2 separate regions of the Homo sapiens genome follow, and region 2 is linked to region 1. A link is an interaction called in ENCODE POLR2A ChIA-PET data of the cell type or tissue named here. Cell type or tissue: K562. All regions are shown on one strand.

Region 1 (4,000 bases):
TCGAACTCCCAACCTCAGGTGATCCGCCCGCCTCGGCCTCCCAAAGTGCTGGGATTACAGGCATGAGCCACCGTGCCCGGCCTGTTTGTTTTCTAGCCCTTTGCTGCATCTCTGTTTTTATGTAGTCACTGTTAATGTTGATACTGTTTTATTTGATGTTTGACCTCACAGTGTATTGTATTTTCCCCTCGTTTCTGAATAGTCTTTGCTTTGGGAAGTATATTTTATATTCTTTTTTTACCCCTACAGCATCTTACCCAGAGCTGAGTGTAACTAAACGCTTCCTGGTTTGAATTTGTGAAAAATTTGCCCTGGCTTACGCAGGTCATAGCTGAAACCCATCCTGCTGGCAGATGCGTCTGAGCAGAGCTTTCCATGAGCCAGGAGCAGGTTGGGTGTCTGCTGCAAGACTCAGCACTGTTATGATGCCAGCATTGTCTCTTTACATCTTATTTTATTATTTTATTGAGACAAGAGTCTCGCTCTGTCACCCAGGCTAGAGTGCAGTGGCACGATCTTAGCTCACTGCAACCTCTGCCTCCCGGGTTCAAGTGATTCTCGTACTTCAGCTGCCCAAGTAGCTGGGATTACAGGCATGCGCCACCATGCCCAGCTAATTTTTGTATTTTTAGTAGAGATGGGGTTTCACCATGTTGACCAGGCTGTTCTCGAACACCTGACCTCAAGTGATCCATCCGCCTCAGCCTCCCAAAGTGCTGGGATTACAGGCATGAGCCACCGCACCAGCCATCTTTACATCTTCAAAAAGAGGAAATCGACCTTGGAGCTAGGCCAGACCAGAGGATCCATCAGGTGTGGATAGTGTAATCAGCCTGGCACTCAGGCAGTTTGGGCTTTTTCCTGAATTTTTTTCCTATAGAGGTTTTAGAGGTACTCTGGTATGACCCAGGCTACTGGGTGCCTCATGCCAAAGTAGTAATAACAGAAGTGACAGTAAATATGTAGGCCACTGTAGCTGTGGGCCAGGCACCATGCTGGGCTCTTCACCTGTATGGTTCCATTTAATTCCTTCAACAACTCTGGGAGGAAGGGGGTACATTCTCACGTAAAGCACAGAAACAAAGTAGCTTGTCCAAAGTCATATGGGTGGTTTGGACCCTGGTCAAGCTGTGACCTTTCATTACCCTGCTATGTTCCCTTCTACAAATAAGACGAGCTAAATCTGTGAAACGGTGGATGCATGCTGTGCAAGAAGCTTAGGAGAAAATTCTCCAGGCTTTAGTGACATAGAGGCTTGAAAGACTGCTTGAGAAAGAGCGTGAAGTCTGGCTAAGTGTGCTCTCTGTGTGAAAGTTTGTTTTGAATGTCACATGTGAGTGCAGGGAATGCTGGAGGGATTTCACCAGTTTTAGTACATTTGGATCCTTGGGGAGCTTTGTCCATAGCAAGATGATTTGAGTGTGGTTTTTAAAAGATGGCACCAGACCTCTAAATGGTAATTAGTGTTAGCAATTTTGGTTACTATTTCTTCAGAAAGGGTAGTGGGGTTGGTGAAAATGTAGATTTTGTGGTGGTGATTTATCAAGTAGTGTCATAAACTGTTAACTTTGCCTTCTTTTGTGTGACCAGTAACCCTGTGACATTGAGACTGAAATATGGAGCCACCAGGGAGGTTGGGTATCGTGGGTCTTATTTTGAAAGTTCTCCAGTTGCTTTTAGAGCAAAGATGGAATGGTTCTTTTCACTTGGTTTATTTTGTCTCTCCCTTTAGGATTTGGTCAACACTGGACTCAGCGCTTTCCTTTTCTTTATTGCTTCAATCGTACTGGCTGCTTTAAACCATAGAGCCGGAGCAGAAATTGCTGCCGTGGTAAGCAAACTCAAATGGTTAAAGCAAGCTGATCTGGGGACCTCCTGTGACCTGCTCGCCTGTCCCTGGCATGTGTCCTGCTCCCCCTCCTGTGGCTTTTCTTTGCTAAAGATGATGTTACTGGGCCAGTGGGGGTCCCAGTCCCTTCAGTGCTGTGGTTCTCAAAGTATGGGCCCCAGAACAGCAGCCTTGGCATCTGTTAGACATCCTTAGGCTCCGCTCCAGAGCTACTGAGTCAGAAATGTATTTGAAGTAACCCTCTGGATGATACAGATGTGCTCTCAAGTTCAAGAACCCCTGCTTTGGTTCGTTTCCAACACAGTCCTTGATGTCTAAGAGCCTTATCTGCCTGGGGAAGGGAGGGTTCTTGAATGCAGTCATGACACCATTTAGCAGTCACATGACATTTCAAGGTGGAAATGCCACGGCAGGTGGGGACCAGATAATGTAGGACTTCCCCTCTCCATGCCCTGCATTTCTGTATTGTTCTCAGTTTATGAGGAACAGTTATCCTTTTTGTAATGGGGGGATTAAAAGGTTTATAAATGATTAAACGAACTGCTCTCCCAGGTGCCACTCAGGCGATTTGTAAGTCTTAATAATTAAAACTCTGTGCTTCTTACTCTGGAGCTGCTTACTTGGAGCTGCCCCATGAGAGGCAGGTGTGGGATGGGGGCTGTGATGTGGAACATTGGCCCTGTGGCTTGATTTGGGACCCACATGCGAAACCCTGATTTTCTGTCTATGTTACATTTTGTCTGCACTGTATTTTCTCATCTGGGACCAGAGGCCCTGAAGTTGCAGTAAAAGAGGTACTTTTGTGATTTATTTTTTTATACGTCCAAAATACTTCAAAAGAAACCTTAGGCTGTCTTTAGGTCAGGCAAGATTTTCTGTGTGTCACATGACTAGAGACTCAGCTGTGGTGTGACAGCCACACATCCAGCAGGGCTGGGCACAGGCTTCCCTTTGACTCTGAGCCACCCCGTCATATGTATTTGAAACAAGACTTTAGATCAAATGGGGCTGCTGAGAGGGGGAAGAGATCAAGGAATGAAGGCACAGGGTTGTAATGATCAGCTGGCAGAGCAGGAAGGGGCTGCATGTGGCTTGGGTCACCACAGAAGCCTTGAGGGGCCAGGCCACGTGCCCGAGGACTAACTGTGCTGGTGTGTTTTTAGATATTTGGCTTCTTGGCGACTGCGGCATATGCAGTGAACACATTCCTGGCAGTGCAGAAATGGAGAGTCAGCGTCCGCCAGCAGAGCACCAATGACTACATCCGAGCCCGCACGGAGTCCAGGGATGTGGACAGTCGCCCTGAGATCCAGCGCCTGGACACGTGAGGACCTGCCTGGATCCTCCTCCCTCCCGTCCTCGTGCCTGTCTCTCAGTCAAGTTTTCTTTCCCTTGTCCTGTCAGATTTCCATGTGATTCAGTTGAATTTTGTCCTCTTTGGTAAAAGTTCATTTTGGGAAAGGGTTTCCCGAGTGGCCCAGTGGGCGGGTCCGCGGTGGAGTTGGGAGGCCCACGTTCCTCAGCGTTTGGGGCTGTGGAGCAGCCGGCGTCACTGCCCAGGTCCACTTGAGGTCTTACCTGCCCTGAAGCACAGGCTTCCTTTGACTCTGAGCCACCTTGTCGTGTGTATTTGTAACAAGACTTTGGATTAAATGGGGCTGCTAAGAGGGGGGAAATATGAAGGAATGAAGGGACAGCATTGGAACGGTCAGTCGGCAGTGGTTCTCAGGCAGCCTTAGGCACCACCTGCTCCAAGTCAGTGTTGAGTCTGCGTGCTGGGATCCAGCCCACTCCTCATCTTCCATGCCAGGGCCCCCAGGCAGCCAGCACCAGCCCAAAGGCCACAGGGCTGGGGAAAGCTGATGTCCTGTTAGGATGGCTCCCAGGGACCTCTGACTCAAGGAAGGGTGACCTTTTGTTTCCTACTCTGCTGAGAAATCACTTGATTCTTCCTCAAATGAATCACCTTCCTGAACCCCAGATTCTTCTCCAGGAATATGGGGGCCATCTTGTTATGGGGACTATCTTGTTTTCCAGTTTCCTGCCTACCCTAAATACTTTGAGGCTGAATTGCAGATTTTCAGTCATTTTACCTTCTCAGGTAAAAGCCATGAAAGAAACAAGCCTACTCCACCAGCCAAAGCACTTGCC
Region 2 (4,000 bases), 110 kb before region 1:
TGCTGTGGCTCACGCCTGTAATCCCAGCACTTTGGGAGACTGAGGTGGGTGGATCACAAGGTCAGGAGTTCAAGATCAGCCTGGCCAAGATGGTGAAACCCTGTCTCTACTAAAAATACAAAACAAAATTAGCCGGGCATGGTGGTAGGTGCCTGTAATCCCAGCTACTCAGGAGGCTGAGGCAGAGAATTACTTAAACCCGGCAGGTGGAGGATGCAGTGAGCCGAGATTGTGCCACTGCACTCCAGCCTCGGCAACAGAGCGAAACTCCATCACAAAAAAAAAAAAAAAAAAAAAAAAAGAAGCTGTAGAGATGAAATATCACATCTGCACTTTAGGGCCTAATCAGTTAGTTTTCAGTTTGCTCACTGTTACATGAAAGACAGAGAGCTCTCAGATAATTTCAGAAGCTCATATAATAGTAACGTCAAATCTTTGTAAATAAAAACTCGTGGTTTGAAATGTTTGAAACGTGTTCTGTGGGTGAAGAGGAGCAGGTAGGACCTTTCTCTAGGTCCTCTTCAGTCCTGTTGTTTGAATTTACTTAGCATGTTGGTGAGAGTAAAAGGCCTTTGATCCTTCAGTCTTACTGGACTTAGAAGGGTAGAGCTGCCTGTTTTCTTCTCTGGCTCAAGGTAGCTTTAACTGTTGCATTTTTTGTTCTCTGGACCAACATGAGAGCCTTGAAGTGCCCACATAAAGGTGCAGAGCTGTGGGCTTTGTGGTCACTTGGCTTAACTGAGGCTCGGACCATTGTCACCTTAATGGCCTTCCTTAGCTGGATTAGTGAATATTGTATGCCAATAAGTGGATGTTGTACCACTGACCCTTTCTTGTGTTAGGCAGGAATAGGCCGTGAACACTGCACAAGTGACTTGGGATCCCCAAAAGATGAGACTGAGTCCACAAGAGTGAGGATAATAAGGAAATACATCTGGTGCTGGGCAAGACCAGCCTGGTTACTTAGTGCTGACAAGCTTCAGCTGTGTGGAAACAGCATGTTCTTATAAAATTCAATTGTTTCATTAAGCATTTTTTTTTTTTTTTTTTTTGAGACGGAGTCTCGCTCTGTCTTACTGCAACCTCCGACTCCCTGGTTCAACTGAGTCTCCCGCCTCAGCCTCCCAAGTAGCTGGGATTACAGGCACGTGCTGCCACACCCAGCTAATTTTTGTATTTTTAGCAGAGACAGGGTTTCACCATGTTGGCCAGGGTGGAAGCTTGTTGTTTTTTGTTTGTTTTTGTTTTTTGTTTTGTTTTGTTTTTTGAGGTATAGTCTCACTCTGTTGCCCAGACTGGAGTACAGTGACGCAATCTTAGCTCACTGCAACCTCCACCTCCCAGGTTTAGGCGATTCTCATGCCTTAGCACGAGTCCCCAAGTAGCTGGGACTACAGGTGCACCACCATCCTTAGCTAATTTTTGCATTTTTAGTACAGATGGGGTTTTGCCATGTTGGCCAGGCTGGTCTCAAACTCCTGACCTCAGGTGAACCACCCGCCCTGGCCTCCCAAAGTGATGAGATTACTGGCATGAGCCACTGTGCCCAGCTCATTAGGCATTTCTAATGAGGACTGTGATAAGTATTGTAAGTTATAGCTGTTTCTAATGGTCAGCTATGTTGAAGTTACACAGTTCAACTCTTCTGGTATTCTGAAAATGTAAGATACATAAGAAAAGTGGCTTTCTTCATGGTAAGAACTATTGAAACCTTAGTATTTTTTAAAAACCTGTTTAAGGGCCAGACATGGTGGCTCAAGACTGTAATCCCATAATCCCAGCACTTTGGAAAGCCGAGGTAGCAGGATCTCTGCAGCCCAAGAGTTTGAGACCAGCCTGGCAACACAGGAAGATCCCACCTCTACAAAAATTTAAAAAGTAGCTGGGCATGGTGGCACATGCCTTTAGTCCCAGCTACTTGGGAAGCTGAAGTGGGAAGATCACTTGAGCTCAGAAGATGGTGATATCAGACTGCTGCACTTCAGCCTGGGCAAGAGAGCAAGACTTTGTCTCAAAAAAGAAGAAAAAAAAACCTGTTCAGGGGTTTGGTGCAATTAAAGATGCCCAGGGGAATGTCTTTGCTGCCCCGATGTTACAAAGCTCACACTGAATATTTCAGAATTGGCATTTTGTATCACCATCCCCAAATCCTTGATTTTGCAGTTGGATGTGACTAAGAAGTTTGTCACACACAACTGCCTGTGTTTTGTGCTTATTATTGCCTTCTTTTCAGTGTTCTAAAGCTAACATGTATTTTTATTTATGTGCATGTGATTTTTTTTCCTCTTTTTCCCCCAGTTGTGAAAGATTTTCAAGACTATATGGAACCTGAAGAAGGTTGTCAAGGTTCCCCACAGAGAAGAGGCCCTCTGACCTCAGGCTCCGATGAAGAAAATGTTGCCCTGCCTCTGGGTGACAATGTGCTGACTCATAACCTGGGGATCCCGGTGTTGGTGGTGTGCACAAAGGTGTGTGCCAGGGGGTTGTTGGCTTGGCTGGGTTCGGGTGGTGAACAGTCACCATCTGAAAGTTTGAGAAACTGTTGACGTTTTTTTCCCAAGGGAGACTTGGGCTTATTTGAGATTCATTAAGGTACATTGAATATGTCAAGACAGAAAAAATTATCATGTAAATTGGAAGTTTAAATGCAGGAAACATGACTAGTCAGTTTGCTCATGGCCTAGGGTTAATGTCTCTGAAGCACTGTTGACTTTCAAACTTAGAACTCACAGCAGTTGGCCAGTTGCGGTGGCTCACGCCTGTAATCTCAGCACTTTGGGAGGCTGAGGTGGGCGGATCATGAGGTCAGTAGATGGAGACCATCCTAGCTAACATGGTGAAACCCCGTCTCTACAAAAAATACAAAAAATTAGACAGCCGTGGTGGCGGGCACCTGTAGTCCCAGCTACTTGGGAGGCTGAGGTAGGAGAATGGCATTAACCCAGGAGGTGGAGCTTGCAGTGAGCCGAGATCATGCCATTGCACTCCAGCCTGAGCGATAGAGCGAGACTCCGTCTCAAAAAATAAAAATAAAAAAAAAAGAACTCACAGCAGTTTCCTTAAGGCTATTTAAATCAGCTGATGTGGTCCAAACTGATGGTGGAAAATTAGAATGATGAGGTAGGAATAGAAATTAAGTTCAGTCATGCCAGACATGGTGGCTCATGTAATCCCAGCACTTTGGGAGGCTCAGGTGGGTGGATCATTTGAGGTCAGGAGTTCAAGACCAGCCTGGCCGACATGGTGAAACCCTGTCTCTACTAAAATAGAAAAATTAGCCAGGCGTGGTGGCAGGTGCCTGTCATCCCAGCTACTCGGGGGCTGAGGCAGGAGAATTGCTTGAGCTGGGAGGCTGAGGTTGCAGTGAGCTGAGATGGCGCCACTGCACTCCATCCGGGATGACACAGTGAGACTATGTCTCAAAAAAAAAAGAAAAAAAAAACAAACAAAGTTCAGTCATAGAGAAATAGAGAAATAAAGTTGTATCTCTTATATAAGGAAAAACAATAGGTTTTAAAACTTTTTTTTTTTTTTTTTTTTTTTTTGAGACGGAGTTTCACTCTTGTTGCCCAGGCTGGAGTACAATGGTGTGATCTCGGCTCACTGCAACCTCTGCCTTCCCAGTTCAAGCGATTCTCCTACCTCAGCCTCCTGAGTAGCTGGGACTACAGGTGTCCGCCACCATGCCTGGCTAATTTTGTATTTTTATTAGAGATGTGGGTTTCTCCATGTTGGTCAGGCTGGTCTCAAACTCCCAACCTCAGGTGATCTGCCCACCTTGACCTCCCAGAGTGTTGGGATTACAAGTGTAAGCCACCACGCCTGGCCACATTTTGGGTTTTAAAAGTACTTTATTTCCAGTCAGAGCCATCATGTTACCCAATTATAGTGTGCCATTCTCATCCTGTTCTTGAGAATGGAGCCCTGTGGAGTGGAGTGTACAACTGTGTACACCGGGCCTGCCTCCTGATGGGAGCTTGTTTGATGTTTAGAACAAACT

The links. Peaks named below come from ENCODE experiments on the same cell type or tissue, not always from the same donor. Only the 100,000 strongest peaks of a DNase experiment are listed, where the experiment ranks them.
Region 2: POLR2A ChIA-PET joins it to region 1 with 8 read pairs; 6 of 35 experiments call an interaction of 5 or more read pairs at or near these places.

What each region holds. Positions count from the first base shown.
Region 1 is chr16:66,621,235-66,625,234 of GRCh38, reverse strand. It overlaps CMTM4 (CKLF like MARVEL transmembrane domain containing 4), which reads left to right. Exons shown (of 4, transcript NM_181521.3): 3 at 1,733-1,831; 4 at 3,013-4,000. The coding sequence ends at 3,177. Among named protein-coding and RNA genes, the nearest start is that of CMTM3, 19 kb to the right of the region's middle. In K562, no CTCF peak of the experiment used is centred here; a DNase peak (open chromatin) is centred at 2,194.
Region 2 is chr16:66,734,543-66,738,542 of GRCh38, reverse strand. It overlaps DYNC1LI2 (dynein cytoplasmic 1 light intermediate chain 2), which reads left to right. Exons shown (of 13, transcript NM_006141.3): 5 at 2,299-2,468. Among named protein-coding and RNA genes, the nearest start is that of DYNC1LI2, 15 kb to the left of the region's middle. In K562, no CTCF peak of the experiment used is centred here; no DNase peak of the experiment used is centred here.